2 separate regions of the Homo sapiens genome follow, and region 2 is linked to region 1. A link is a loop called in an ENCODE intact Hi-C map of the cell type or tissue named here. Cell type or tissue: Caco-2. All regions are shown on one strand. Each heading gives the region's core, and the rest is flanking DNA. Links, peaks and the distances in the headings are about the cores only. Region 1 overlaps LOC107984370 (a long non-coding RNA gene). Region 2 holds the start of LINC02682 (long intergenic non-protein coding RNA 2682).

Region 1 (12,245 bases), core at 2,828-10,827:
CCAAGCAGAGTTTGGTGGTGAGAATTCTGACTGATTTTGTGTCTATTAGCTACTTCAACAGTTATTGGCAAGGATATCATGGATACATTGTTTAAATTGTCTAAACCTTGGATTCCTCTTCTGCAAAATGAGGAAAATGATAACTTCAGAAAGCAGAGAGCCCCTTTTTGGGTGTCTTGGCATCATGTGTAGCAGAAACAAACTCCTTTAAAAAAATCTACCAGCAATCTTTCCCATTGCTCCCACGAGTAGTCATTTTTGCAGGAAGTCTGCGCTTTGGTCTTGGATAAGCCTTTTGATGGACTTTTGGGTTATACAAAAGTGATGCCCAGCTCCTGTTTCTCAAATAGTGAGGTTGAGATGATGAGAAGATAAACTGCTTTGCCTGGGAAATGCCAACTGAGAAGACAATTTGCTGGACTGCTGCCAGCGTGGGAATTGGCTGGCATGGCGGAAAACATTGGTGTTCTTTGTTTGTTTCTCCTTGCTGGTTCAGGAGGACAGTTGAGGTGCCTGGGTGGTGAGGCATGCCAGAGGGTGAATTGGACACTGATGGGAGGACAGATGAGGGCACTGGAGGTGGGGAGTTTTTCCCCTTTTTCTTTGAGCTCCCAAAAAGTTTTGAAAGGTATATTTCAAAATAGAAGCACATGGCCAGAGGCCCTTCATGGTAGGGGGCCCCCTGTAATATGGCAACAGGCAAGGATACGGGAGTCTAAGGAAAGAGGGACCAGAGGGTTTCCTCATGGGGGCTTATTAGGAGCCATAATACCTAGTATTCAGTTGAAGTTTCTTTCTTTTTCCTTTATCCATGTTTTGTTTTCTGATTATTCTCAATTCCTCACCAAGATTCTGCTAAACATTTAGTTCTGCCTGTTCTTACTAAGTGTTGAAGAATTAAGTCAGAACTAAAGTCTAGACTTGGGGGCAAAGGGCTCTGGAGAGAATGCATCTGTATAGTGTGAGGCTGGAGTTAAGAAACAGCTGGACTGAACCCAGGAGTGGACAGTGCCCTGAGCAAGGGGCTGGCTGAGCAGGGATCATGCGGGACACATTGGTAAAAACATTTCTCTTGGCCTTTGGGGAATACTAGGGCATGGGAACCTGACGGAAGGACAGACTTCATGGAGTCGCCCAGGAATGGGGCTTGAACTCTTGAGATGGAAGTTGTTGGTGCATTGCAGAGCTAACTGGTTTCTGCTTTTCCCATCCAGATTCTGAGAAATAGACCTAGGAGTTGAGATGCAATATTGGGGGTCCTATCAGCAAAGAAGGAGGGTGAACACAACTAGCACCAGAATGAGAGTCAAAACCTGCCTTTCTAGTCTAGATGGGGCCTGATTGAAGGAGGGCTTGGGTCTGCAGGACAGATCCTCATGGAGCCACTTGAATGGAGGATCACAGAGCTCCTCAGCCTGACAATTGCAGAGACTCAACAGCACCGAGGGAAGCCACCCATCACCTCCATCTATTGTAAGGGGATGGACCAATGAATTTCACATTCTTGCCATGGCACCCACCAATAAGCCATCCCTCCCATGGGAAGGAGCCTGGGAGAGAGTGAAATAAAGGCAAAAGGGTCTTCCTACATGTGTTAAGAGGAAGCATGGTGTTGGAAGGAGGGAGAACCAAGATACCTACCTTTACAATGATAAATGATGAGAGGCAGATGTGCGGTGGTTAAAAGCATAAACCAGCCTGAAGTTGATTCCTGACTCTGCTACTTACCAGTTGTATGTATGACCTTGAGCATCTTAATATTTCTGGTACCTGGTGTCCCCATCTGTGAATGGGGGGAATAACAATATTAACTTTGTTTTTTATTTGACTGAATCTGCATTGTTGTAAGGACTAAATAAGTTAATGCATGTAAAGCTACCGGATCCATGTTGGCTCACTGCGTTAACTCTTACGAGTGCTAAGGTGCTCAACACAGTTCCTGGCTGACAGTTGGGAAATACTGGCAGAACTCACTGTTTTATCTTTGGAGGGAAAATTATCACTAGATATCCTGAAAGTGAATGGGAGTTGTCAGTGGGAGGAGAGTTGGTTCTGGGCATGGGCTACTTTTCAGAGATGATATAATTGATTATTCCAATAGTAGCATTTAGAGGGAAATTCTTTCCCTAAATGGGGCCAGTGATTTACTCTCCGGTTGTGAGAATATAATGTTGCTAATGTAGAGTGTGTGACCCTAGCTCTTCTAAACTTTCAGTGTCGTTTTAGCAATCCTCGGCCTCTCCTGAATGTCTGGAGACAGGGCCTGTCTCTCTTGCCCCCACTCCGCCCCCCCACCCCCCACAGCCTCCTTATGAAATGGCAGCCCCTGGTGGAAATTCTGAGCTCTCAGAGCCTTTGCCAATGGGAGGCTGGGCTCAGGTTGCCCGCTTACTTAGCACAGGACAAGGCAAGAGGCCAAGGCGATTTCCTCTCTTTTACTGCATCATAAAAAAGCATCTCATTCTTCAGGCAACACCTCTTGAGTGCTCATGTCCAGGCCATGATTAGCAGATAATCTCCTAAAGGTCTGTGGTCCATGCACGCCTGCATCCCAGCTGCCAAGACCCACCTGATGGAGGAAAGAAAAGGTCTGTGTTGAAGACCCCTTCCCACGGCCTTGAGGGCCCACCTCCTTGAAGTTGCTCCTTTCTGTCTGGGGGGTAATCCCAGCCCTCTCCTCCTTGCTGACTTGGTTCCCTCCCCGGCTGCTATATACCTTCTCAAAGAGAACCCCGCCACCAACCACCCAGATTCTACGAAGAGAGACCCTCATTCTCTGACTAAATCATAGAAATATTGAGCTGGGAACTTTGAAAGCTGTCCAGTAGTAAAACTCTTTCATTTTGCTGAGAAGGAAAATGAGGCTCAGAGACATCAAGTGACTTCCTGAGGGTCACACCACAAAGAGACGGCAGAAGACGGATGGAAATCCAGATCTCCTGACACCCATTGGATGGAGCTATGGTCTACACTCACCTGGCCATTATTTGGGACTATTTCTTGGCTGGGTGTTTGTATCAGAGCCACCTAGTAAATGCTTGCTGAGATGGGGCCTGAGATCCCAGGGGACTGGCCCTGGATCTACCCTGGGAAATCATCAGAGCTGCCATGTTGCCTGTTCAGCTCAGCAGGGACATCTAGGAGGGGACAGGAAGATTCATGACTGAGGCAACCCACAGATCTCCTAGCTCTGAATACATTGAAATTCTGAGGCTCTCTGGCAGGGTCCAAGCAGCCAAATTGCAATCACTCTGAGACCCTATGGGTGGTCAGCATGGCCACTCCTCTTCCCCAGCCTGGTGAGAGCATAGTAGAGAGAGCAGCATGGGCTTGAGTCTGAGACAGACCTGAGTTCTAGTCCTGGCACTGCCACTTTCTAGCTGTGGGACATTTGACAATATAAGTCATCTCTCTGGACCACATTTTAAAAATAAATAAAAATGACAGGCATTACATGCTGCTGTAATGGACCAAGAGAGATTCTCCATAGAGTACTCACTACATTATTATTATTATCATCTCTCCTACTGTACAAAACTAGGCAAATCACAACCTATGTGAGTCTCAAATTTGTCCTCTAAAATAGTGAAATTATTCCTACACTAGGGGCAACCAAAAGTTCATGGAAAAGCACCTAGTGGGTTCTCCAGTTAGCGTTAGTTTTCTTCACTTCATATTGCAAGTCCAAGAGGGAGTTTTGGTAGCAGAAAGAAATGCAAGTTAACCGAAGGTTAAGGCTCAAGTTCTATCACTTCCAACATGTGCACTAACACATCTATATCTACATCAATATCTTGACATATATGTTCCCAGTCATTTTTTTTCCTTTTTTTAAAACAAAGACTGACCATTCTACTATATTTGAAAAAAGGTTTATGCTCATGAAAAATAATTAATAGAAAAAAGTTGAAACATGAATGTAGTAAAATTAACCCAAATACTACTACTCAGAAATAGCTCTCCTTAAGAATAAATAAACATCATCACTATTGTTTTTGTATTCATACACATACGTATCTAAAAACACTTTAATAAAAATGAGATCATAACTGTAAATGCTATCTTAAAATATGAAGTATTAACTTTAAATTTACTGGAATACAACAGAAAAAAATATACCAAAGTAAAACTATAGAAATTGTTGAATAAATTTTTCTTTACTGTAGCATAGTATTTTTTGAAAAATCTTCTCAGGTTAATTAAATGATTATCTAAAACATCAAAAGGTGGCAGTCATCATTTCTTCTGAAACTACATGGTTCAATTTTAGTATCAGTTGTGTTTGGGCTGTGAAAGATAAGGGCATTAGTGCTCAGATTTCTTCCAGCTCCCTTCCCAACAAAACTTAAGTCTTGTTAGTTACCTTGTTATTTTTACACTGTTCAGATGTATGGCTCCCAGGCTCTGCTCCATGACTAGAATAGTTTCCATATTTCATGCAAGTGTTTAATCCCAGCTCCCCCGATTAACTTCTATGGGGCAGAAGGTAACAAAACAAAACAAAACAAAAAACAAACAAAAAAGTAAAATATAGGGTGCCATTCTTTAGAACCAAAGCCAAAAGTAAAGCAAAGTAAGGTAGACCACGAATGCTGGAGAAAGGTGGGGCACACTCTGCCATAGTAAATAAGGCAGATGGAGCAGGCTTCATAGAGAGGTATTGTTTAATTCAGGAAATAGATTTGTTACCTACCACTAGTGCTTTTTCATGATATTTCAATTCCTAAGTTTATTTCTTTTCTTTATTTCTTAACTGGCTGAATATTATTGTCACATAGTTTTGTTCAAGAAGGGCTCATGGGTGCTGTATTCCTGGTTTTTCATGTCTGAGAAAGTTCATTGCTTTTTTATTTAATACCATTCTTGTATGGCCATAATATCCTGGGTGCACTTTCTTTCCCTTAGACATTGTGAACACTGTCTTTTGGCATGAAATGTTGCTGTGGGAGAGGCTAGGGCAAGCCTGATTTGAACCCCTTATAATGATGTGCTTTTCCTGACTGTATGAATGTTCAAAGTGCCATTATTTAACTAACTTGTATGTATCTATCTTGAACTGTCTGCATTAAATTTTCCTGGAACATGGTATGTCTTTCAACTTGCATATTCAATTTTTTTTCTTTATTTAGATGATTGTTAAAATTTTACTTTTGGATTTGCATACTTCTTTATTAGGTGTTTTAAAAAATCTATTAGCTTCTTTGTACTTTCTCTAATGTTTTTGTTTTAATCTACCTTTACTGTGATTATCTCAGACTCTCATCCATGTAAATAATTTATTTTCAGTGGAATATACCTGTTCCTTGTTATCTCTAATTTTTGCATTAGTTTTGTAATGATGTGGTGTGGGTCCTCAATTTGTTTCCTTAGATCCTCAATCTCCTTTTTTCTTTTTAATCTCATTGTCTTGTCTTTCAGCCCTTATGTTCCTGAATTTATATGCTTATTAAGATATTATAAAACATAAAATAATTGTGAAGAATTTCCTTTTGTTCTTTTGCTGTGTTTTCTCCTATGTTAGTTCTTTGTTTCCCTCTTCCTTCCTTCCTCCCTACTTCTCTTCTTCCCTCTTCCTTCCCTCCCCTCCTTCCTTCCTTCCTTCTTCCCTTCCTTCCCTCCTTCCTTCTCTCCTTCCTTCCCTCCTTCCTTCCTTCCCTTCCTTCCCTCCTTCCTTCTCTCCTTCCTTCCCTCCTTCCTTCCTTCCCTTCCCTCCCTCCTTCCTTCCTTCCCTCCTTCCTTCCTTCCTCTCTTCCTTCCTTCCTCTCTCTCTTCCCTTCCTTTCTCTTTTTTCTCTTTTCTCTTTCTTTCTTCTTTCATACTAAGTCTGCATAGTTTGTTTCTAAATGGGACAGATTTTTAGGAATGCTGCTTCAACTCACCAACATAACATCTGTTAGAGCTCATTATAAGGTATCTGATTCCATTTCTCTGCCATAGAAAGTATCATCTGGGGAATACAGTCAAACTTATCTTTGCTGCCTAAGACTCTGGGAAACCTTGGGACCTTCATTTCTAAATGTTTCCCCTCTTCATCCAGTATGGTGGACTAAGGCAGAGGATTTAGACAGAGACTACATGAGATGTCCTGACTGGTTGGTGGGCATAGACAGAGACCAGTAGGGAAAATGAGAAGGCTGGGAAAACGGAAGCCACAGGAGCCTGAAGAAACTGACTTGAGGAGGCAGGAATCTAACTTTTAGTATCCACATTGGAAACTTAAGAGTCAGTATCTAAAAGCTGAGAGCTTATCTTCTGAAGATAGACAAAAGCTGGTATTTAGTCCAGGCTCTGCAATGTACTGGGTTTGTAATCTTGATCCTCTGTTTTCTCATCTGTAAAAGGGGGTTAATAATATTGTCTTTCTCAATTAATTATTACGACAATTAGATGAGCTAATTAAAGCATTGCTTACCTCAGTGCTGACAGCTTTAATAGATGTTAGCATTTCCTGTCGGTATAGTTAATGATCTGCTGATAGGCATTGATATCAGAGAACATCTGATCAGAAGGTGGCAATGAATGGCAGAAATATGTACTGAAAGTGACCCAAAGTTAATTTGTGCCAGCCACAGCATTTGAGGCTGTTGGTTAGTCATTCACAGTAAGACCCCAGATTCTGGCCAGGAGGCCATGGAGCTCAATCTCTCTTCTCCACACTCTTGGTAAGAGGCAAGGGAAAAGGGGGAACTTACGACAGTCAAACAGGGTGTCTTGCCTTAGCCCAGTGCTTTTCCAAATGTGGTCCCTAGATTGGTGGCATCAGCATCACCTGGGAATTTGTTAGAAATGCATATTCTCAGGCCCCACTTGAGACCTACTGAATCAGAAACTCAGGAGTTGCGATGTGGAAATGTGTGCTTTAACAAAGCCCTCCGGGTGATTCTGATGTTCACTAAAGTTTGAGAACCATTCTGTCTTCTCCAGTTGGGCTAGTATTTAGGGAAGTGAGTGGCCAGGATAAGAAGGCAATAACCCTAAAATGCCTTTGCCAATATCTCAGAAACTTGATGTAGACTGTGAATGAGTTAGGCTTGTTAATAGTCAAGGTCCATTATATATATAATATATGGTGTATGTATATCATGTATATAAATACATCATGTATGTTTCTCGAATAAATATATTTATCAAATTTATCAAATAAGTATATCATGTAAATTTATTCCTTTAAATACAGTCAGCCCTCCATATCCATAGTTTCTGTATCTGTGGAGTCAACCAACCACGGATAAAAAATATTTTTAAAAATGGATAGTTGTGTCTGTATTGAACATCTACAGACTGCCCTTGTCATTATTCCCTAAACATTACAGTGTAACAATTATTTACATAGCATTTACATGGTATTAGGTATTATAAGTAATCCACAGATGATTTAAAATATACAGGAGGATGCGCATGGGTTATATTCAAATGTCACATCATTTTATGTAAGAAACTTGAGCATCTATAGATTTTGATATTCGTAGGGGGTCTTAGAACCAATTCCCCAGAATGCCGAGGGACAACTGTATATATTTTTGCTTCACGTCATCTTCATCTTTGTAGATGTGGAATGCTGTTTGGCTATTTTTTAGTGAACTATAATTTTGATTATAAGGAGATAAAAATATGGAAAAACACTTGACTCCCATTTTTAGTTATGGTAAAAGTCTGGAGCTCTCCATGAAACCAGAGTGTCATCTGCCATCTGGTGGCAGCATACCCCACTGACAGGTTTCAACAGCAATAATCACAAGTCAAGGATTTCAGAGAGGTAGAGATCAAGGGGGAATCTGGGGTCTGAAGAACTTAGGGAAGGCTTCTCATCATGCCAAGTCACTACGGTTCCCTCTTGGAGAAGTAAGTGGCATGGAGAAAAATGTGGACGTTAGAGTCAGATGGATCTGGGTTACACCTTAAGTAACTTCAGAAAAGGTACTTAAACTAAGCCTCAGGTTTCTCATTTTGAAATGGAGATGATAGCAATGATAATGCTTCCATCTCTAGATTATTGTGGGGGTCAAATGAGGGAATTTGTGAGAAACAGCTGGACGTGTTTTCAAAACTATTAAGAGCTGCCCAGATGTGAGTTGTTTATTATTTATGTTTGAAACTTGGTCTTTAATTCTGGAATGTAATGTCCTCTGTTGGAGGAATTCTAGACATTAGCAAGCAGGTGGAGGAGCTATTTGGTGTTTGGGTTTGTCTTCAATTTTTTTTTAAAGGACACAGCGGAGGGAGAATGTGCCCTGAGATTACCTCAACCACAAGTTCACTCCTGTGGACTGTTTAGGAGTGAAGGAGGAATGAACAACCAACTCCATCCCCCACCGAAGAAGCAGGAAGAAGACCCAGGATCCTGGCCCGTGTCATTGTGTTGACTCTTGTCCTTGTGTTTTCTCTAACTTGGGGAAGGAAGGATAGAGAGAAAGAAAACTGGATGGAAGTTTGCTGGGAGAAAGGTGGGAGTGAGGAAAAGAGAAAGGAGAAGAGGGAATGCAAGACAGAGGGTGGGAAAGAGAATTAGTACCAGAGAGGATCAGAGTGAGAGGGAAGGGGCACTTGGAAGAAACCAGGTTAAAAGAAGGGTCAAATAGAGGGAGGAAACTAGAACATATGCCCTGCTGCTGTTGCCTTAGTCAGTTCTAGGCCTTTCCAACTGGCAGCACTTTCTGTGAGTCGGCTTTTTGCGACTGAAACACTTCTTTCTTCGGGGACCTTGTGCTTTTGTACATGTGAAGTGTTTGGATCCAATATGCTTAGTGAAAGAGAAGAGTCAGACATTGCTGGAAAAAGAGACCAGATGTCTTTGAAATCATCTAAATTGTCTCTATTTTTAAAAAAGTTACTCTTTCCATTGCTGCCAGATCTGAAAGTCCAATTTGCCAGGATAATATATCCGGTGTGGATAAAGATTTCCAAACTTGAAGTGTTTGTTGCTTAGCAACCCAGAGGCATGAAGGGCTCGGCCATTCAACCTTTTGGGGAGACTAAGTTTTCCTCTGCAGTGGGCAATGGGCTGAGGATTCACTTGGGGCCACTCAGGTCTTGGGCCCCACATTGTGGGGCACCTCTGTCCCTCTCACTCCAGATTTCTTCCCAGGTACTTGAGGCTAATAAAATCTAAACAGAGAGAGAAAGGGAAGCAGGAGGAGAAGCAGAGAGAAAGGGAACAACTGAAAGAGAAAGGTCCCAGGGCCAGAAGGAATTGAAGAGAAAAAAAAAAAAGTGTGCCTATGACTTGATATTTGGCCTTCAGCATAGATCCAAATAGTTACTTCTTAAGTGGTTTTGAATAAAGCTATTTTTGATCTTTAAAAAGGCATAGAACACATGGACACAGGAAGGGGAACATCACACACCCGGGACTGTTGTGGGGTGGGGGGAGGGGGGAGGGATAGCATTAGGAGATATACCTAATGCTAAATGACCAGTTAATGGGTGCAGCACACCAACATGGCACCTGTATACATATGTAACAAACCTGCACATTGTGCACATGTACCCTGAAATTTAAAGTATAATAATAATAAAATAAAATAAAAAATAAAAATAAAAATAAAAAGGCATAAATATTTTAAAACTATGTACATTATTATTATTGCTATATTCCCTGTTATTGTTTAGGAAGCATATTTTTAGTCACTACATGGTGGTTTGAGCATTCCCCCCTTCATTGATCCAGTATCCAATCAAAAGTTTGAGGTCTCAAGTTTCAGTGAGGACTTGTCCATCCACTCATCTGTATTCTGCTGGGGATTGGGGAAACAAGGAGTGGACATTATAGTTCTTTTCCTTATATCCATTCCCCCTTCTTTCTGTAATTACTCTGATTTTTGGTTCAGTTTCCATCTTTCTGTCTCGACATAGTTCTTGCACTGGTAAAAATGTGACTCTATATCTAGGGCTTGTGGTTCAGACCAGGGAATGTGCATAATCTCTCTTCTGGTCATCATTATTGGTTCAGGGACTGGCCATGACCCAATTCTGGCTGTTGAATTACAAGAAAAGAAATTTGCTGGGGGTTTCTGGGAGAGCTTTTTCTAACTCATCTGGGGAAATATCTGGGTGTGGTCCTATTTTGTTCTCCTTGGATACCTGCTCACATTTTGGAACTATGAGACAGGGAGAGCTTTAGAGAGAAACTGAATATATGATGAGCAGGGTGAAAAGAGAGGAAACAAATAAATGAATAGACAAACAAATTCTAGGTGACATGGTTAGGCAACTGAATTGAACTACTCCTGAATTCCAGCCTTTTCTTGGATCTCCAATTATAGAACCAATAATTTTTCTTCACTGTATAAGCTAGTTTGGATTTGATTTTCTGTTACTTAGAATCAAACATTCCTTACTGATACAATGACATTTACTGAGCACCTACTGTATGCCTGGCATTCTATAAAATGCTTTCCTGTATATTATTCTCACCTAATCCTCATGGTAAACTGGCAGGGAAGGCATAACATACTCATTATTCAGTTGAAGAAAACTTCAGAAAGGACCAAAACAGAAGTGGTTTGTGGCAGAGCTGGGCTTTTAATTCAGAGCAGTCTGACTGCCGAGCTCAGTACCCATACTCGGACTCTCAGCTGACAGCAGCAGAGATCTGCTCTGAGCAGAGGCGGGAGGGAGAACTGAAGTCTGACAGCAAATCTGAGCTCTCAGCTGACTAGATTGTCAAAGGTCAAAGTGACAGTGCTATGTAAAATCTGCGGTAAGTTTAGATGAACTGGCTTGTTCAGGGTCCTCATGTGGAAGGTGTGCCCTGACACTACATGGCCCCTCTGTAGCCAGGCCACAGCTTGCTTTAAAGACCTAGCACCCTGGATGCCATGAGAAATAACAACTTAACAATAATTTCTCAGTCATAAAAACATATGCAAAGGCTTGTGAAATTTCATTTTATTTAACCCATATTTCCTGATTTAACGTCTTTCCTTCAATCTTCCCCTTCCGAGTCAGCAAACTCCTGTAGTGACAAGACCACTGGTACACAATGACACTAGTTAATGTACACTGAGTATTTAATGTTCATTGACTCTGTGCTAGGCACCCTTCTAAATGCCTTCCATCTGTAATAGCTCACATATTATGAGGAAGTGTGTTGTTACTCTCCTATTACAAATGTGGACACCAAGGCTCAGAGAGGTACAATAGCTTGCCCAAGGTCACACAGCTAGATCTTACACTCCTACTATGATGCTATATTGGCTTTCCATGTAGACAGAATGAACAAAGGCTCCTGCCAAGGTCCTTGGCAAACAGAATATAGTAAGTTTAGTGATAGATAGAGCATGCCAGACTCTAAGTGCCAGAATCACATCATTCATGGAAATGAACTGAGTGTGGCTATGAAATTATGAGATTGATTTTATTTTTTTAAAAACCACAACACCCCTTGTCATGCATATTACTGTCATACTTTCAAAAGTTATCCTCTACCTCATAACCTCATTTCTGGAACTAAAAAAATGGAAAAGACTATATTAAAATTATTGAAAAAAAAAACCATGAGAAGAGGCTAGCCCTGCTAGACATTAAATATACTATAGAGCAGTAATAATTAAAATAGCATAATTCTGTGAAAAAAATAGATGAATGGATCAGCAGAAAATAACAGAACACTCCTCCATGCTATTATGTGGTATATAATAGAAGTAATATCTCATTTGTGGAGAGATGGGCAAAAGATGGTACCCGAAAACATATTAATTTGGATTTTTTCTTCCTACCTTACACCATTAAATTCTGAATTAATTAAAAAATAAAATGTAAAAACTGAGGCCACAAAAATATCTAAAGGGAAATTTATGATCACGATTAGGGAAAGTTTTCCTAAATATTGCATCAGCAGCTGAAACCATAAAAAACATATACATTTTACTATATAAAAATGAAATATTTCTGTATGGCAAATACACTATAGAATGTGTGAAAGACAAAGGGTTCTTAGCCTTCAGACTTAAAGGACTTTAAATCCTTTTTATCAGTAAGATTAAAAAAAAAGAAACATAGCAATATAAAACAAAAGCCAAAATGTCAGGCCACCTTCATAAACTGTTAATGAAAGTATAAATTTGCACATGATGAAATGTGCAAATACATTTCAAATACATTTCACATTTGCCACAATGTGGCAAAACACATCAATGATCTTAAACATTTGACCCAGCAATTTCCCTTCCAAAAATTTATCTTAAGAGAATGATTAGATAAATAGGCAAAGGCATTTGTGCAAAGGATGATCATCACAACGTTAT
Region 2 (12,245 bases), core at 2,242-10,241, 58 kb before region 1:
ATCTTATTCTAACTTAACAATCATCAAGTGAGCATCACCATCCAGGTCAGCAGGTGGTTCTACTCCACAAGAACTCTCAAGGACCTAGGTTCCCTCCATCCTGATGCCCCACCATCCCTTAGAATGATAACCCATAGGGCCAAAAGTGGATTACAAACACATCCATGTTCTAGCTAAAGGGAAGAGGAAGAGTGCATTGGTAGATTATATATTATTTAACAAATTTTAACTTCCTTTTGGTTCAGCTTAACAGGTTGGGTAAACTTCCCTGCTCTAGCTCTACATCTAGGCCCGAAGAGGTATCATGAGTTTCTGTTTGATCCTTTGGAAGCTTCTGACCTCAGATATGAGCAAAACCTGCCCAAGGTAGCTGCTATTTCTGGAGCTGTGGTGCTAGAATGAAACATGTGGAACTGACCTGAACTCAACCCCTAACCAGGAACATAGCAGCTACTCAAAAGCCTGCAGACCTGTGAATAAGAAATAGATACTTTTGTTTATTTGCTTCTGAGTTTTGAGTGATTTTATGCAGTATTATTACAGCAAAAGCTGATTGATACAAAGTACAAATTGAGGGCAAGCAATTTTCATTTAAGCAAGCATGAGTGAAAAAATAATTTTCTTTCATATTTTACTAATCATATGACCACAAATAGCTGCAAGGGAGGTTGAAAAATAGAGTCTGTAGTTCAACAATCATATGCCCAGTTTAAGAGAAGATAATATAGATGGATGGCAAATACACATATGAATTAAACCTGCAATGAGATGTTACTACTCTACCACTAGGATGGCTAAAATTAAAAAGGCTGTTCGCTCCATGTGTTGGTGAGAATATAAAGCAACTAGAATTCTCATACACCACTTGTGGGAATGTAAAATGTATAGCCATTTAAAACAGTATCTTGGCAGTTTCTTTCAAGGATAAACATACAGCTACTGCATGATCCAGACAATCTAATTCTACATATTTACCCAAGAGAAGGAAGCATATGTCTACTTGTATATACATATAGCAACTTTATTTGTAATAGCCCTGCCTTAGTCCATTTGGACTGCTACAGCAAAATATACTAAACTGAGTGGCTTACAAATGACAGAAATTTATTTCTCACAGCTCTGGAGGCTGGGAAGTCCAAGATCAAGGCACCAGCAGATTCAGTGTCTGGTGTGGGCTCTCTGCTTCACAGACCACACTTCTTGTTCCATCCTCACATGGTGGAAGGGGGTGAACGCTGTGTATCCTTATATAAGGGTACTAATCCCATTCATGATGGTGGAGCTTTCATAACCTAATCCCTTGCTAAAGGTCCCATCTCTTAAAACTATTGCATTGGGGATTAAGTTTCAACATTTGAATTTGAACATTCAAACCATAGCAAGCTCCAAACTGGAAATAATTCAAGTTTTCCTTCAACAAGTGAATGAATAAAGCAAATTGTGGTATATTCACATAATGGAATACTACTCCATGATAAAGAAGAATGAACTCTTGGTATACGCAACAAGAGGGACGAACTTCAAAATAATTATGGTGAGTGTACCAAAAAGAGTACATATTGCATTATTCCAATTATATAAGATGTTAGAAAATTCAATCCAATGTCTAGTAACAAAAAAGCGTATTAGTGACTTCCTGGGCATGAGGGAGGCTGAGGAGAAGGGAAGAACTACAAAAGGGCAGAAAGAAACTTCTGGAGTGATGGCTATGATCACTGTTTTGATTGTGGTAGTAGTTTCATGGGTGTGTCCATGCATCCAACTCATCAAATTGTGTACTTTATTGTATATGTGCAGATTGTTGTATGTAATTAATACTTCAATAAAGTTGTAAAACAAAACAAACAAAAAGCTCTTTCTATGAAAGGAGAGGAGAGTGGATTTTGGCAGACAATGGACATTCTACCAAACAGGGGAGAGGAGGTATTTGGATGCTGGTGAAGGGGATTTCTGAAAATAATCTGGGGTCCTCCATGGGGCCAATTCTTCCCCTTTCAGACAGGGTTAGATGTCAGAGAGTAGGAGAGAGCTATGCCCCATCCTGCATAGATCCCTTGGAGGCAGAAGCTGTATTCCACTTATTCCAGAGAAGCAAGAGCAAAGATGACATACCCCACTAGGAAAGAGGACAGTGATCGCAGCCACCAAGAGCTTGAGACAGCCTCTCTGTCTTCTCCTGCCCCACTATGACTAGAAAACAAGCAGGTCTGTAACAGCTCCAAAAGGGTATCTTAATTGAGGTCCTCCAAGAAGTAGATGCCAAAATAGAGGCAGTAGTGAACTGTACCCTGAACCCTCATTTCCCTGGAGCCTAAGCTCACAGCATTCAGCTTTAGAGTTTGGGGGCGGGTGCTCAGATGGATGGAGCAAGAAGAGGAGGCTCACCTGTGTTGTGCACTAGTGTCAAGACTCTCAACACTTAATTAGGGTCCCTCTTATGCTGAGGCAGACAGAAAGGCTTGCCAGACCTGTTTCTTTACTCCTATTGTGGGCAAGGTGCTCCGCCATACCCCTTGATTCTAGATCACTTGCTTTGGCCAATGGTATGGGAACAAATGTGATGCCTGCAGAAGCTTCACAAGCTCTGTGCACTAGGGCTTGCTCTCTTGCCACCTTGATCCTTGCTCTTTTATAGTCTCATGAGAACATGCCCAGATTAACTTGCTAGAGGGACATGAGAGACCGGAAGAGTAGACCACAGTCATTCCAGCTGAGGGGTAGACCAGTCAGGTCCCTGCAAATCACTAACTCACTGCAGATGCATAAGTGAAGTCAGCCCAAATCATCCCAGTCTGACCCAGATCTTCAAAAATGTCTAGCCAACCCACAGTTTGATAAGAAATAATAGATGGGTGTTGTTTTAGGTCACTACATTTTGGGGTGGTTTGTTACAAACCATAGCTAACTGTCAGGGTGTCCAAACTTCTGGGCCACACCCCTGTCTTGATTCATCCACTCAACTGTCAATACAGTCGTCCTCCTTTATCCTCGGGTGTTGCGTTCCAAGACCACAGTGGATGCTTGAAACCAAAGACAGTTCCAAACCCTGTATGTATATAGAGATTGTCCCTAACTTACGATTGTTCAACTTAGGATTTTTTAACTTGACCATAGTGTGAAAGTGATATACAGTCAGTAGAAACTGTAACCCCATCTTAAGTAGAGGAGCATCTGTTTTATTTTTTTCCCACACATACATACATATCTATGATGAAGTTTAATTTCTAAATTAGGACCAGTTAGAAATGAACAATAACTAGTAATACAATGGAAAAATTATATTGTGATAAAATTATGTGAATATGCTGTCTCTCTTAAAATTCTTATTGTATTGTACTCACCTATTTTCAGACCATGGTTGACCATGAATAACTGAAACCTTGGATAGCAAAACTGGAGATAAGACAAGACTACTGTACTTATTCTAAACAATGCTGTCCCTTGTCTTGGCCTGGTCCTGAACTTCTGAACAGCAGGGACCAGAAAAGACCTGGCCCCACTTGCACCCCTCTTCCTCCTCTCGGTTAAGGTGGGGGCCAGCTGGCTCAATGTGCCCCACTCCAAAGGAAGCCAGCATCATGAAGAAGCAGGGAAGTGGCAGGGACGCGATTCCACTCAGGGAAACGAGAAGCTTGATTACTACTCAACATTTGCAGTACCCAGATACTCTAATTAAGAGAAAAGGTCAATAGGTTAAATAAGCAACTTAATCAGAAAATTATGCAAAGTGCCACAAATCAAACATATTACACAGCCCTTGAGATCGATACAGTATGCAAATCGATCACCCAAGATCAGGACAATTCAGAAACTGGAAGGTACAACTCAATCAAGGGGGTTCAGGAAACCCAGACTGAGCTGGAGAATGCTGGGGGCCTGGCACTAGAAGTAGGCGGCAGACACCAACACCCCTGGGGAGCACGAGCAGCAAGGGAGGTGCAGTCTCTTCTCAGGCTCCAGAAGGGTCCAAGGGCCATGAGTTTCTCATCTGTAGAAGGGGGGCTGCAATATAGTGCACAGTATGGGTCAGGGCCTATGGGCCTAGCTTGAGTCCCACCTCTGCCTCTGCCTAACTGTGTGGTTTGGGGCAAGCCACTTAACCTTCTTCTGGTCTTCATTCATACAACAGAGACACACATTCCAGCCTTTCAAGTTATTGTGTATGTGTGTGTGTGTGTGTGTGTGTGTGAGAGAGAGAGAGAGAAGGAGTGAGAGAGACAGGGAGAGAGCTAGGAGTGTGTGGGTTTGCGGCCATGGGTCCAGTGAGGATCCCTTCCTCTCTGCCACTTGCCTTTCTTCTCACAAAGCCCTGCAGCTAGAACACTTGATCAGTGCCCTTTAAATTTAGGACAGTGGCTTTCCACTGAGGGTGGTATTTGGCATATCTGGAGATATTTTGGGTGTTATAATCAGTGGGGTGGGGGTGTGCTACTGACATCTAGTGGGTAGAGGCCAGGGATGCTCCTCTACAATCTGTAATGTACAGGGCAGCTCCCACAACAAATAATTGGCCAGCCCAAAATGTCAGAGGTGCTGAGGTTGAGAAATTCTGAGTTAGGAGGATTGGATAGCTTGTGAGCGAAAGAGAAGGGTGGCTGAGGCAGCCAGAGCATAAAAGGTGGTAGGAGCCCTCTGCAGTGATCACAGAAGCTACAGACACTGCCTGTCAGGGCTTCAGGAACCCCTGAGGGACCCCTAACTTGTGCTGACCTTCAGTGGAACTTCCCGGGAGACCCAGTGAGAGGAAAAAGCACACTCAAAGAAGAGAGAGTTTGCTCACCGCAGTCCTGCCTGCTGGGGCGCAAGACGGCGTTTCCCGGCCTAGAGACTCAGGCCTGGCCTGGCCCCAGTAAGGGCGAGGCCACAGCAGGGAGACTGCCCTGGTCTGGCATTCCCTTGAAGCCTGAAGGAATGTTGGTATAAATGGACCCTTATTTGGGCTTGTTTTCATCCCCCAGGAGTGGTGCAGCTGCCTGTCTTTTCCCAGGCTTTCCTGCTGCTCAAGGGAGGGCAGTGGAACCTTGGGGACCATCCTAGGCCTGGTGTGGAGGGAAGAGCACCTGCTCTTCACCTGGGCTACAGAGGGGAAGGTCTTGGGGCCCTGTCACTCTGCAGGGGCCTGTGCTGGTGCTAGGGGTCTGTGGAAAGGAAGAGGTGGGTGTTTGCCTCTGAAACTTTCTCTGGGCACTCAGGTCCCCTGAGGAGGTTTTCCACCTGGGGGTGGAGGGTTGAGCTAGGAGTCCCTGTGGGACCTTGAGAGGACAGAAAGCTGGAGAAGACCAATTAAGGTTTCTTTGGGGCAGAAGGCAGGGTACATGCTGGGCACAGAGTCTGTGGGGCGGGGAGGGCAGTTCTCTTCCTCCCAAGGAAGCTGCCAGTGTCTTGAGTTTCATCCTGTCAGGTCTTGAGACCCAGGGCCTCTGAGGTCAGAGGATGTCACTGAAGACTGAGGCCATGCCTCATGCCATGCGGTTCAGGGCTAGGGAAAAGAGCAAAAGGGATGGTCAGGGCCCATCAGGCATCTGTCCCTTTGTCTCCTTTCTCAGGACTGTCAGCAGTCATCTCAGGCATGGAAACTTCCCTTTCCTAGTTCTCCAGTCACATACAATTGGAGCCATCATGAAGTCCTCCCTAGTTGAGCATTGGGAGAAACTAAGGCCCATAAATGTTTAAGGTCTTGACCAAGGCCATACAGTGAATTAATGGCAGAGCCAAAAATGGACCCTGGGTCTCCTGACATGAGTTTAACACCAGAGTGTGGCAATTTCATGGCTGTCCCTGCTCATGAAAAACACCCTTCCAGAAAGGCCTGTATTCATTATCTACTGCAGTGTGACAAATTACCCCAAGCATGTATTATCATCACACAGTTTCTGTGGGTCAGGAAGCCAGGCACAGCTTAGCTGTGTCCTCCCAAGGTTTCGAGTTCTCTCACAAGGATGCTGTCAAGGTATCAGCCAGGGCTGCAGTCATCGTCAACCTGACTCTGGGGAATCTGCTTCAGAGCTCACTCACATGGCTGTTGACAGATCTTAGGTCCTCGCTGGCTGCTGGCCAGAGACATCAGTTCCTTGCCAAGAGGCCCTCTCCAGAGGAAATCTTGCAACATGGCATCTGGCTTCCCTCAGAGAGAGAGGTGGAGAGAGTGAGATCAAGTAAGACAGGGTGAGCAAGATAGAAGTAGAATCTTTGGGTAACCTAATCTTGGAGTGACAGTCCGTCATTTTTGCCATGTTCTATCTGTTAGAAGTGAGTCTCTAGGTCCAGCCCACACTCGAGGGGAGGGGATTACTAGGGCACAGATTCCAGGAGGCAGTGATCACTAGGGGCCTTTATAGAGCCTGCCTGCCACAGACATCAACCCAGCAGTGGAAAAGGAGGCCCATGGCCTGGGGTGTGCCTTTGGCTTCTCCCCTTCTTGAAATAGTTCATTCACTTCCAGACTCTTAGGGGAAATCCCAATAAAGAAGACGATTTAAAGGGAGCTGGAGTGGGAGAGGATTCCCTTCTTCCCTCCATGGCTCCAACTTCACGTCCAAAATCTCAGCCTAGATGAAGTCCAAGTTTCTTTCTAGTTGTACCACTTTGATTTAAACTCATCAAACACAGGCAAAAGCATTTGGTTGTGGGTCAGAAATGTCAGGTTCTAGTCCTAGTTTTAGGAATTCTAGGAGTCACTTTGTTCACAGATTTTTTCCTCTATACAAGCAGGAGCCCAAGCTAGGGGATTTCTGACTGCAGGTTCTCCTGTGCTGAAACTTTCTCCTACTCAAGGGACAGAAAACTCCCACATGCCTGCCTTCCCTCTGCCCTTCATGGAATTTCACACCTGGAAGAAGCCTGTGTGCAGGGGAGGGGTTGTTGAATTCCTTAAGGTGTCTGGAAAAAGAGAGAGAGAGAGCCAAAGAGGAAGAGGGGAGGGAGCATTAGCAGCCCCGGCGCTTCACCAACATGGCGTCCGGCAACTGCCGGAACTAGTCACAGCGCCTAGGCCCCCAGAAAGTCAGGGAGGGACCATGGCAGGAGTGAGGCAGCCTGGACAGCTATAAGTGGATGGCCCATTTGGGAGCCTGGGCCTCTGTCCCTGATGGGGGCCTTACAGAAGGCAGAGGGCTGTCCAAAATGACCACCTCCCGGGATCTGGTTCTTTGAGCCGCTCTTCCGACCTCTGCCTCTGCCCAGTGTGAGCCTTTCCTGCTCTAATTCCTCGCCCACACTTTGCCCTGCACTCACCCTTGGCCTCGGGGCTCCACACCAGCCCCATGGGCGGGTTCAGTGTGTCCACAGACTTTGGGGGACGGTGTCACCCAGTGCTGGGAGAGTGTGGGTCCCAGCTCCGCAGGCTGCTGGCCAGGAGCAGGGAGGAGGCAGTGAAAGCCGCTCATATGTCTCAAATTCATTTCTAATTCACTTTCCTTCTGAAGTGGTTTTGAGGAAGTGCGATATCTGAAAAGGCAGCTAATGTAGGTCCTGTAAATAGTACATCCACGGCCGTAATGGAGGGAGAGAGAGAGAGAGAGCGAAAGATGGATTAAGTGCCCACCGTGGGCCTGGAAAAAAAAATCCTTTTGATCTCTCCCCACAGCACAATGCCCTATTACCTTGTTGGCTTGCATCAGCCAGAGAGAGCATGTTTCTTATTGTGATTGCTGCAAATTGGTACCTGTTTCCCGGAGAGTAGCTTTCCCCTAAATTAAGTAGAGCACCCGGCTCCATCCTGGGTGATAAGGACCTCCTATTAGTGGGTAATGTCACTGAGCCGCCTCCTGTCTGCCTTGCCTGCCTTGGGGACCCTGAAGCTGGCCATACTCTCTCTGAGCGCAGCCCCACAAGCACAGGTGCAGCCAAAGAGCTCCTCCATGGTGGCATCATCTTTCCTTACCCTACTGATGGCTGTGTTGGGCCACAGAGCTGCTTAGGAGAGGTAGTGCTGAGCTTTGAACTCACTGCTTTTGCCCAACCTTGGGCTTTCTAGATTCTTTCTTTTATTTAATCAATTCATTAGATAGATATTTATTGAGCACCTGCTATGTTCCAGCATTTGGATGAGTGCTGGGGACACAATAGCGAATGACACAAAGTTCCTGCCCTCACTGGGCCGGCATAGTCAAGTACCACCATCATGCACTTCTCTATCCCCAAACCTGGGGACACCCAGGACTTCCTCTCCCTCAACATCTGCATCCAATTGGTCCCCAAGTCTCCCCCAGCCCATGAGTCTCTCTCTCTTTGTCATTGTAAGTATAAATATTTATTTCTTCTACTTCTTTCTCACCTTCCTGGTCCAAGCCCCAGCACCTCTCACTCAGTCTCCTGCATTAGCCTCCTGAATTAGTCTTCTATTTGCTGCTGTTACAAATTACCCAAAACTTGGAGGCTTAAAACAACACAAATTTTTATCTTATAATTCAATAGCTCAGAAGTCTCAAAGGGGTCTCACTGGGATAAAATCAAGCTGTCAGCAGGGCTACATTCCTTTCTGGAGGATCCAGAGAGGATTCGATTTCCTTACCTTTTCCAATTTCTAGAGGCTTCCTGCATTTCTCAGCTCCTGGTCTCCTTCATTCCTCTTCAAAGCCAGCAATGCTCATCCAGTCCTTCTCATCTGGCATCACTCTGACCTCCTTTTCTGCTTCTCACTTCCACTCTCTGGGTTTCTTGTGATTACACTAGGCCTGTCTGGGTAATCCAGGACAATGTCTCTATCTTAAAGTCAGCTGACTAGTAATCTCAATTCCATCTGCATCCCCCTTTTTCCAACTTACATGTCCTTTGCCACATAACCCAACACATTCACAGGTCTGGGGATTAGAATGTGGACATCTCTGGAGAGGTGTTGCTTTGCCAATCCTATCTCTAAGTGGTCTGCCTGCCTCCATACTTGTTCCCTTGTAATCCCTTCTCTAAGCAGCAGACAGCAGTCTCTTTTTAAAACACAAGTCAAATAATATAATTCTCCTGCCTAAAACTCTCTCACTGTTCTTAGAACAAGATGCAAGTTCATTACCTTGGTCGACAGACCTTTCCCATCTCCCAGCCTCATCACCTGCCTCTCTTGTCCTAGATCACCAAGCCCCTATGGCACTGGGATCCCTACAGGTCTGAGCCTGCTGAGCTCCTCCCCGTTCCCTGCTCTGTGCAGGGCCTTGGTGCAGGCTGTCCCCCCTATCTCACAGGCTTTTCTTCTGGCTCTTATATTTTCAGTCTCAGCTTAAATGTCTCCTTTGAGAGAGGACTCCCCTCACCCCGTCTCAAATCAGTGCACCCATTACTGTCTCACACCGCACCATCACAGCCCTAATCACAATTTGTAATTATTCAATGACTTCCTTCCCATTGCCGGTCTCCCCTACCCGGGTCTGTGAAAACTGTGATGGCAGGAACCTGACTTCCCTGTCTGCGCAGTGGGATCCGAACAAATATTTATTGAATGGTTGAATAATGATGCTCACCATATATTATTGAGTGAAAAACAGCAAGATACAGAGTATGTATAACTCTTAAGTAAGAAAAACACCCTCTACATGTGCATAGCCACATACCTTTGTGCAAATAGAAGGTTCAGAAAGGACCAAATTCATGGCAGTGTTGACCTCTGGGCAGAGTAGATTGGGGAGGACAGGAAGGTGACTTTCTCTTTTTTACTTCATATACTTTTGCTTGTTTAAAAAATTGTTTTTGTTATAAGCACGAATAACACTTTTTAAAGGGGAAAAATCAAACCAAAGATTTTTCTTCCACTTGAATATGATCAAATGCCGTATAAACCAGACAACAATATACTTTAAAAAGTTATGCCTCTTGAATGCCTCCCAGACCTGTCTTTTGTATCTGGGCTGGTCTCAGCAGTGCTCACGTGGCTCCGCATGACTTCCAGAATGGGCTCCACAGGGGTTATTGAGGGAGGGATGGGTCTCCAGTCAGATCTGAGCTTTCTACTTCCCATCATGGATCCCCACCATGGCTTCTCCTCACCCAGAGAACAAGGGCTAAGCCCCTAGGGCTGGCTGGTGTGTGTGTGTGTGTGTGTGTAGGGGGCCTAGTGTGTGTGGGGTGTGTGTGTGTAGGGCCAAATGTGATGTGTGTGTTTGTATGAGTGTGTGTGGTGGGCCAGGTGTGTGGTGTGTGTGTGTGTAAGGCTGAGTGTGATGTGTGATGTGTGTGTGTGTGTGTAGGGCCAGTGTGTGGTGTGTTTGTGTGTGTAGGGCCAAGTGTGATGGGTGTTGTGTATATATGTCTGTGTGTGTGTGATGTGTGTGTGTGTGTGGAAGGCCAAGTGTGTATGTGGTGTGGTGTGTGTGTGGTGTGTGTGTGTGCATGTGTATATAGGGCCGTGTGTGTGTGTGTGTGTGTGTGTGTGTAGGGCCGACTGATGTATCTGTATAAGTGTGATGTGTGTGTGTGTGGAGGGCCAGGTGTGGGGTGTGTGTGGGGTGTGTATGTGTGTGTGTGTAGGGCCAAGTGTGGTGTGTGTGTGTGTGGAGGGCCAGGTGTGTAGTATGTGTGTGTGTGTAGGGCCAAGTGTGACGTGTATGTGAGTGGTGTGTGTGTAGGGCCAGGTGTGGTGTGTGTCTGTATGGCGTGTGTGTGTGTGCATGCTTGTGTATAGGGCCAAGTATAGTGTGTGTATGTGTGTGCGTGGTGTGTGTGGGGAAGGCCTGGTGTCGTGTGTGTGTGGAGGGCCAGATGTGTGGGGTGTGTGTATGTGTGGAGGGCTAGGTGTGGGGCGCGCATGTGTGTGTGTGTGTGTGGAGGGCCAGGTGTGGGATGTGTGTGTGTCTGGTAGGCTAGGTGTGTAGGGCAGTGTGTGAGGTGTGTGTGTCTGTGTGTGTGTAGGGCCTGGTGTGTGGGTGTGTGTGTGGTGTGTGTGTGTGCATACACGTGTGTGTAGGGCCGAGTGTGATGTGTGTATGTGTGTGAGTGTGATATGTGTGTGTAGAGGGCCAGGTGTGTGTGAAATGTGTGTGTGTGGGGGCAGGTGTGTGTGGGTGTGTGTGTGTACACGCTTGTGTGTAGGGCCGGTGTGACGTGTGTATGTGTGTGAGTGTGGTTTTGTGTGTGGTGTGTGTGTGTCTGTTTGTGTGAGTGGAGGGGCTGTGGGTCGGCGGTGCTGCCAGAGTCCGGCCTGCCTCTCCAGCCTTGTCCCCCATTTCCTTCTCCTCTTGCCCCAGAGCCGCAGAGGGCTGCCGTTTCTCCTTCCTCTTGGCCTCTACGGTCTCCGCTTCCCCTCGGAGTGCTCTTCCCTGCCTGTTTGCCTGGATGCTGTCCTTTCCTCCTTTAATTACTGCTTTCACTGTTAACGTTTGCATTCTGCTTATTCTGCTTTTCCTCACGCTTCTCTCTCCCCAAGCAAAGCTGGTGGCTCCCTCTCTGCTCCCCTCCAGGGGAGTGTTGTGAAAAGACAGCAGGACAGCCCCTGGCTCTTTACTGCCCAGTTCTAAATTCCAGCTGCAGACCCCACTAGCTGTGACTTTGGGTAAAAGACTTAAATTCTTTGAGCCTCAGTGTCCCCATCCGTGACATGAGTGACTCCGCCCACCTCCTAAGGTGATGGTGCTCTAACCCAGGGGGCCTATTTCAAGCTCCCGTTCAGAGCTCAGTGCCTGGTAGGGGCCCAGAGAAGGGTAGTCCTAGGGACCACGTGGCACCATTAACGTGTCAGCAAGGTGTCTTGGAGGGGCCAAGGAAGTTTTAGGAGGAAGCAATGGCTGGCTGAGTTTGAAGGACAACGAGATGGCTCTAGCTGGTGGGTGGTACCTCTGAGCATCAAGCACACACAATGGGAGTCCAGAAAATAGGTCGGCTGTGTGGAGTCACAGAGGAGAGAATGCCCGGTGGCCCAGAGGACCGAAGCACCAGATGCCGGGCGTCAGGCCAGTCCTCTGCTGGAGGGATGCAGGGCCTCTCAGCCTTCGTGCTACTTCAGTCCAAGCCGTTTGGGTTTGGCGCGGACACACAATAGTGCCTGAAGAGGTGGCTGCGATTTTCCCCTTGAGCTCTCAGATGTCTTAAAATTGGTCCGAATAATTTTTTCCCCTCAAATTGTTCAAAACATTCTGTTTCTGGCCTGAGTGCTTGGGTTTCATGTTACCTCATGGAAGGGGTCCTGGAGCAAACTTGGAGGTCTTGGGGAGCTTAGTGAGTCAGGGCACCCCCATCCACTCACCCTGCTCCACTGCCAAGCCAGCTCCTGGGGCCAGAGGAGGGAGGTGGCTGGTGGGTGCTAACAGGCTGAGCTCTGAGCC

The links. A loop is a pair of places that touch in the nucleus more often than their neighbours do. Peaks named below come from ENCODE experiments on the same cell type or tissue, not always from the same donor. Only the 100,000 strongest peaks of a DNase experiment are listed, where the experiment ranks them.
Region 2: a loop joins it to region 1, with 2.0 times the contacts of the local background. A loop is called at or near these places in 3 of 110 quality-filtered maps.

What each region holds. Positions count from the first base shown.
Region 1 is chr11:15,847,836-15,860,080 of GRCh38, reverse strand. LOC107984370 (a long non-coding RNA gene) reads right to left here. Exons shown (of 4, transcript XR_001748058.2): 4 at 4,370-4,472. It overlaps LOC124902800 (a long non-coding RNA gene), which reads right to left and starts at 2,569. Exons shown (of 2, transcript XR_007062963.1): 1 at 2,393-2,569; 2 at 1-1,783. In Caco-2, for the core only: a CTCF peak has its summit at 7,701 (motif pointing left); no DNase peak of the experiment used is centred there.
Region 2 is chr11:15,905,655-15,917,899 of GRCh38, reverse strand. It overlaps LINC02682 (long intergenic non-protein coding RNA 2682), which reads right to left and starts at 6,967. Exons shown (of 3, transcript NR_183670.1): 1 at 6,830-6,967; 2 at 6,016-6,114. In Caco-2, for the core only: no CTCF peak of the experiment used is centred there; no DNase peak of the experiment used is centred there.